Regions from separate parts of the Homo sapiens genome. Here region 2 is linked to region 1. A link is a loop called in an ENCODE intact Hi-C map of the cell type or tissue named here. Cell type or tissue: CD14-positive monocyte. All regions are shown on one strand. Links, peaks and the distances in the headings refer to the core of each region. The heading gives the core; the rest is flanking DNA. Region 1 holds the start of LOC105376370 (a long non-coding RNA gene). Region 2 holds the start of LOC105376356 (a long non-coding RNA gene).

Region 1 (2,806 bases), core at 133-2,632:
AAAGCACACTAACAAAATATAGCAGGTAAAGGAGCTGGTCAGCCATGGGATGTTGAAGAGCAGATGCTGGCATTCTCACTGGGAATCTGTCAACCCAAACTTCATCTCTGCTAGTGTAGAACCAGCAGACTTGGTGTGACTTTCAACCTGTCCCCCAGAGGCACCTGATTGCTGGAGAGAAGTTGCAGAGTTGAGAACAAGACTGATGGTTTTATCTCTGTCTGAAGATAACCATGAGAATAGCACTTACTATTGATGAAGCCACAAGCACACTTGATGAGGCCTGCAAAGAAAGCTTGGTCTCCAGGCAAGGTGGGGACCATTGCGGAAGTGAGATACAGAAAACGGAAGTGAGGTATAGAAAACGGAAGTAAGTCACAGGAAACGGAAGTGAGTTATGGAAAACAGAAGTGAGGTACAGAGGATAAAAATGATGTAAGGGAAATGGAAGTGAAGTTCAGAAAATGGAAGTGAGGTACAGAAAACGGAAGTAAGTTAAGAAAAACAGAAGTGAGGTAGTGAAAACATGAGGTACAGAAAACGGAAATGAGGTACAGAAAACGGAAATGAGGTACAGAAAACAAAAGTGAGGTACAGAAAACAGAAGTGAGGTAGAGAAAATCAAAGTAAATCACAGGAAAAGTAAGTGATTTATGAAAAAACAGAAGTGAGGTAGTGAAAATGTAAGTAGGGTACAGAAGACTGAAGTAAGGTATAAAAAACAGAGGTGAGGTAGTAAAAACTGAAGGAAAATATAGAAAACAGAGGTGAGCTAGAGAAAACGGAAATGAGGTAGAGAAAATAGAAGAGATGTACAGGAAACGGAAGTGAGTCATGAAAAACAGAAGTGAGGTAGTGAAAACGTAAGGTACAGAAAACGGAAATGAGGTACAGAAAACGAAAGTGAGGTACAGAAAACGGAAGTAAGTTACAGGACATGGAAGTGAGTTATGAAAAACGGAAGTGAAGTAGAGAAAAAGTAATATACAGAAGACGGAAATAAGGTATAAAAACGGAAGTAAAGTAGTGAAAACGGAAGTAAGGTACATAAAACAGAAGTGAGGTAGAAAAACGGAAGTGAGGTAGAAAAAACGGAAGTAAGTCACAGAAAACGGAAGTGAGTTATGAAAAACAGAAGTGAGGTACAGAAGATGCAAATGATGTTAGGAAAACAGAAGAGAGGTACGGAAAACGGAAGTGAAGTAAACAAACGGAAGTGAGTCATGAAAACCGGAAGTGAGGTAGTGAAAAAATAAGATACAGAAGACAAAAATAAGGTATAAAAAACGGAATTGAGGTAGTGAAAACGGAAGTTACAGAAAACAGAAGTGAGGTACAGCAAACGGAAGTGAGGTAGAGAAAACGGAAGTAAGTCACAGAAAACGGAAGTCAGTTATGAAAAATAGAAGTGAGGTACAGAAGATGCTAATGATGTTAGGGAAACAGAAGTGAGGTACAGAAAACAGAAGTCACAGGAAACCGAAGAGAGTCATGAAAAACAAGTGATGTACAGAAGATGAAAATGAGGTAAAAAAACAGAAGTGAGGTCTAATAACAGGAAGTGAGGTAGAGAAAACAGAAATAAGTCACAGGAAATGGAAGTGAGATAGGAAAAACAGAAGTGAGGTAGTGAAAAGTAAGATACAGAAGATGGAAATAAGGTATAAAAAACAGAAGTGAGTCACTGAAAATGGAAGTAAGGTATAGAAAACAGAAGTCAGGTTGAAAAAACGGAAGTGAGGTAGACAAAACGGAAGTGAGGTAGAGAAAATGGAAGTGAGTCACAGAAAATGGAAGTGAGTTATGAAAAACAAGTGAGGTACAGAAGATGGAAATGAGGTAATGAAAACGGAAGTGAGGTGTAGTAAATAGAAGTGAGGTAGAGAAAACCAAAGTACATCATAAGAAATGAAAGTGAGTTACTCAAAACAGAAGTGAGGTAGTGAAAAAGTAAGATACAGAAGATGCAAATAAGGTATAACAAACGGAAGTGAGGTTGTGAAAATCGATGTTACAGAAAATGGAAGTGAGGTGGAGGAAACGGAAGTAAGTCTCAGGAAACGGAAGTGAGTTATGAAAAACAGTGAGGTACAGAAGATGGAAATCAGTTAAGGAAAACAGAAGTGAGGTACAGAAAACGAATGTGATGTGGAGAAAACGGAAGTAACAGGTAACGGAAGTCATTTATGAAAAACAGAAGTGAGGTACAAAGATGAAAATAAGGTAAGGAAAATGGAAATGAGGCACAGAAGACTGAAGAAGGCCTAGAAGATGACGAGGTACAGAAGACAGAGGTGAAGTACAGAAGGTGGAAATGAGTTAGAGAAGATAGAAGTGATAGAAAACGGAAGTGTGATAGAGAAGAGGGAACAAGGTTCAGAAGATGGTCATGAGGTACAGAAGACAGAAGTGAAGTACTGAAAATAGAAATGAGTTAAAGAAGATGGAAGTAAGGTACAGAAGACGGAAGTGACATGTAAAAACACCCAATCGGTTACAGTTCTGCGTTTTCTTTATTTGAGCCTGGTCTGGACAGTTGGCCACCTCTGACTGGCAGAAACTGATTGCTACAAGAGGAGGTGACAGTTGGTTCACATATCCAGTTAGGTTACAGCCCACTATGTATGGAGAAACCTTTCAGGCAAACTTAAAATATGTAAGCAGAACACTTTATTCCATGCTTAATTTAACAAAATCATAAAGAGTATTTATGCTAATAAAGAAGACAACCAAAGCTCTGAGAAGTGGCTTTGCCAGAAGTTTCCATGCTGGTAAAATGCAGAGCCTTTATTTGACGCCAGTGAGG
Region 2 (2,806 bases), core at 272-2,771, 1.0 Mb after region 1:
TGTCGTTTGGATCATCTGGCTGGTCACCTGTATTCACTGTACTAATTGAATATTTTATTTTACTTCACTCGAGTAGATAAACCCTAGATGAACTTAATAAACCAAGTGAAAGAAAAAGGAATGATGTATTTGATATAGATCTTTATCAGAAATTATAGCTTTAAAATTATTTAAATGTCCCTTTCTTCTACCTAGGTTTTCGTATCTCTTTTGGCTAATATACCCATATAATTAACTGCATATTTTGGTTTTCATTTAGACACAAATAAGGAGATAGAAGAAACTATTCTTTTTATGTACTTAATGCTTTATATATTTTTCTCATTTAATCTTTACAGTAATCTTTAATAAAATTACTTTACATATGAGGTATTTTAGTTTAGAAGTCAAATAACTTGCCCAAATTTCCATTACAAAGAATGATTTTAATAAGAATTCAAATCCAACTCTCTCTGACACCTGGCTAGGGTCTTTCAGGTACCCCAGCAAATCATAAACTAGACTTTATTAAATACAGATGTTCTGTGAGGACGCAGCAGCAGTTCTACTACTGTTTGCTTCTACATCATTTCTAAATCTTTTCATTTTGAAATAATTTTAGGTATAGGGAAGAGTTAAAAATAATAGGACAGAGCAGCCGGGTGCGGTGGCAGGCACCTGTAGTCCCAGCTACTCGGGAGGCTGAGGTAGGAGAATGGCGTGAACTCGGGAGGCGGAGCTTGCAGTGAGCCGAGATTGTGACACTGCACTCCAGCCTGGGCAACAGAGCAAGACTCCTTCTGAAAAAATAATAATAATAAAAATCATAGGACAGAGCTGGTTATGCTGATACCCCAGGATTCCCTGATATTAACACTGACGTAACCAGGGTCCCTTTATCAAACCTGAGAAACTGACATTTCCACATGCCCCAAACTGCAGACTTGAGGATTTTATCTGTTTTTTCACTAACGTCCTTCTTATGTCTCAGAGACCAATCAAGGATCCCACATCTAAATCCATCACCCCGGCTCTTCTGTCCTGTTCAGTCTTCCCTCACTCTGTGAAGTCATGCTACCCTTCCCTCACTCTGTGAAGTCACCGTCCCTTCCCTCACTCTGTGAAGTCACCGTCCCCTTCCCTCACTCTGTGAAGTCACCGTCCCTTCCCTCACTCTGTGAAGTCACCGTCCCCTTCCCTCACTCTGTGAAGTCACCGTCCCCTTCCCTCACTCTGTGAAGTCACCGTCCCCTTCCCTCACTCTGTGAAGTCACCGTCCCCTTCCCTCACTCTGTGAAGTCACCGTCCCCTTCCCTCACTCTGTGAAGTCACCGTCCCTTCCCTCACTCTGTGAAGTCACCGTCCCTTCCCTCACTCTGTGAAGTCACCGTCCTCTTCCCTCACTCTGTGAAGTCACTGTCCCTTCCCTCACTCTGTGAAGTCACTGTCCCTTCCCTCTCTCTGTGAGTCACCCTCCCCTTCCCTCACTCTGAAGTCACTGTCCCTTCCCTCACTCTGTGAAGTCACCCTCCCCTTCCCTCACTCTTTGAAGTCACCCTCCTCTTCCCTCACTCTGTGAAGTCACTGCCCCCTTCCCTCACTCTGTGAAGTCACCCTCCTCTTCCCTCACTCTTTGAAGTCACTGTCCCCTTCCCTCACTCTGTGAAGTCACTGCCCCCTTCCCTCACTCTGTGAAGTCACCCTCCTCTTCCCTCTGTGAAGTCACTGTCCCCTTCCCTCACTCTGTGAAGTCACCCTCCTCTTCCCTCACTCTGTGAAGTCACTGCCCCCTTCCCTCACTCTGTGAAGTCACTGCCCCCTTCCCTCACTCTGTGAAGTCACTGTCCCCTTCCCTCACTCTGTGAAGTCACTGTCCCTTTCCTCACTCTGTGAAGTCACTGTCCCCTTCCCTCACTCTGTGAGTCACCATCCCTTCCCTCACTCTTTGAAGTCACCCTCCTCTTCCCTCACTCTGTGAAGTCACCCTCCTCTTCCCTCACTCTTTGAAGTCACTGTCCCCTTCCCTCACTCTGTGAAGTCACCCTCCTCTTCCCTCACTCTGTGAAGTCACTGCCCCCTTCCCTCACTCTGTGAAGTCACTGCCCCCTTCCCTCACTCTGTGAAGTCACTGTCCCTTTCCTCACTCTGTGAAGTCACTGTCCCCTTCCCTCACTCTGTGAAGTCACTGCCCCCTTCCCTCACTCTGTGAAGTCACCCTCCTCTTCCCTCTGTGAAGTCACTGCCCCCTTCCCTCACTCTGTGAAGTCACTGTCCCCTTCCCTCACTCTGTGAAGTCACTGCCCCCTTTCCTCACTCTGCTGAGTCACCCTCCCCTTCCCTAACTCTGCTGAGTCACCATTCTCCTTTCTTCATTCTGGGAAGTCGCTGTCCACAGAGTCACCCAGTTCAGCTCACACTCAGGTCTCAGTATGGGGAGACTGAGCTCCACTCTCTGATGGAAGGCGTACCAGGAGTGTGGGGCCCTGTGGAAACCATCCCAGTACTGTTTAAGTATTTGGAGGAGTTGCTTGGGGCTATGTAAGTACCCAGCTCCTCCTTAAAGCTTTGCCATGAATTTATTATTCTTCAGGGTTTCTGGCCCATGACATCATTACTATGCAGGTCTGAAGGTGATTTTCCCATTTCCTTCATTCCTTCCACATTTGTTATTTGGAATTCTTATTTGGAAGAAATTGGAATTGTTATTTGGAAGGAAGGCTTGTCTACTCTCCTCATTTATTTATTTCTTCAATCACTTATTTGTATATTTACAAGATATTTTAACTTCTTAATGGTAAACTAACACACAGCCACACTTGAGTGGCAA

Evidence for each region. Hi-C counts contacts between places; a loop is a spot of excess contacts. Peaks named below come from ENCODE experiments on the same cell type or tissue, not always from the same donor. Only the 100,000 strongest peaks of a DNase experiment are listed, where the experiment ranks them.
Region 2: it touches region 1 in a loop (7-fold over the local background); 2 of 110 quality-filtered maps call a loop at or near these places.

The regions. Positions count from the first base shown.
Region 1 is chr10:4,331,939-4,334,744 of GRCh38, reverse strand. LOC105376370 (a long non-coding RNA gene) reads right to left here and starts at 287. Exons shown (of 3, transcript XR_930589.3): 1 at 251-287; 2 at 14-171. In CD14-positive monocyte, for the core only: no CTCF peak of the experiment used is centred there; DNase peaks (open chromatin) are centred at 464 and 1,224; H3K27ac peaks cover 2,031 bases.
Region 2 is chr10:3,313,509-3,316,314 of GRCh38, reverse strand. It overlaps LOC105376356 (a long non-coding RNA gene), which reads left to right and starts at 2,313. Exons shown (of 3, transcript XR_930566.3): 1 at 2,313-2,517. RefSeq lists an enhancer at 1,586-2,785. In CD14-positive monocyte, for the core only: no CTCF peak of the experiment used is centred there; DNase peaks (open chromatin) are centred at 1,444, 1,896 and 2,314.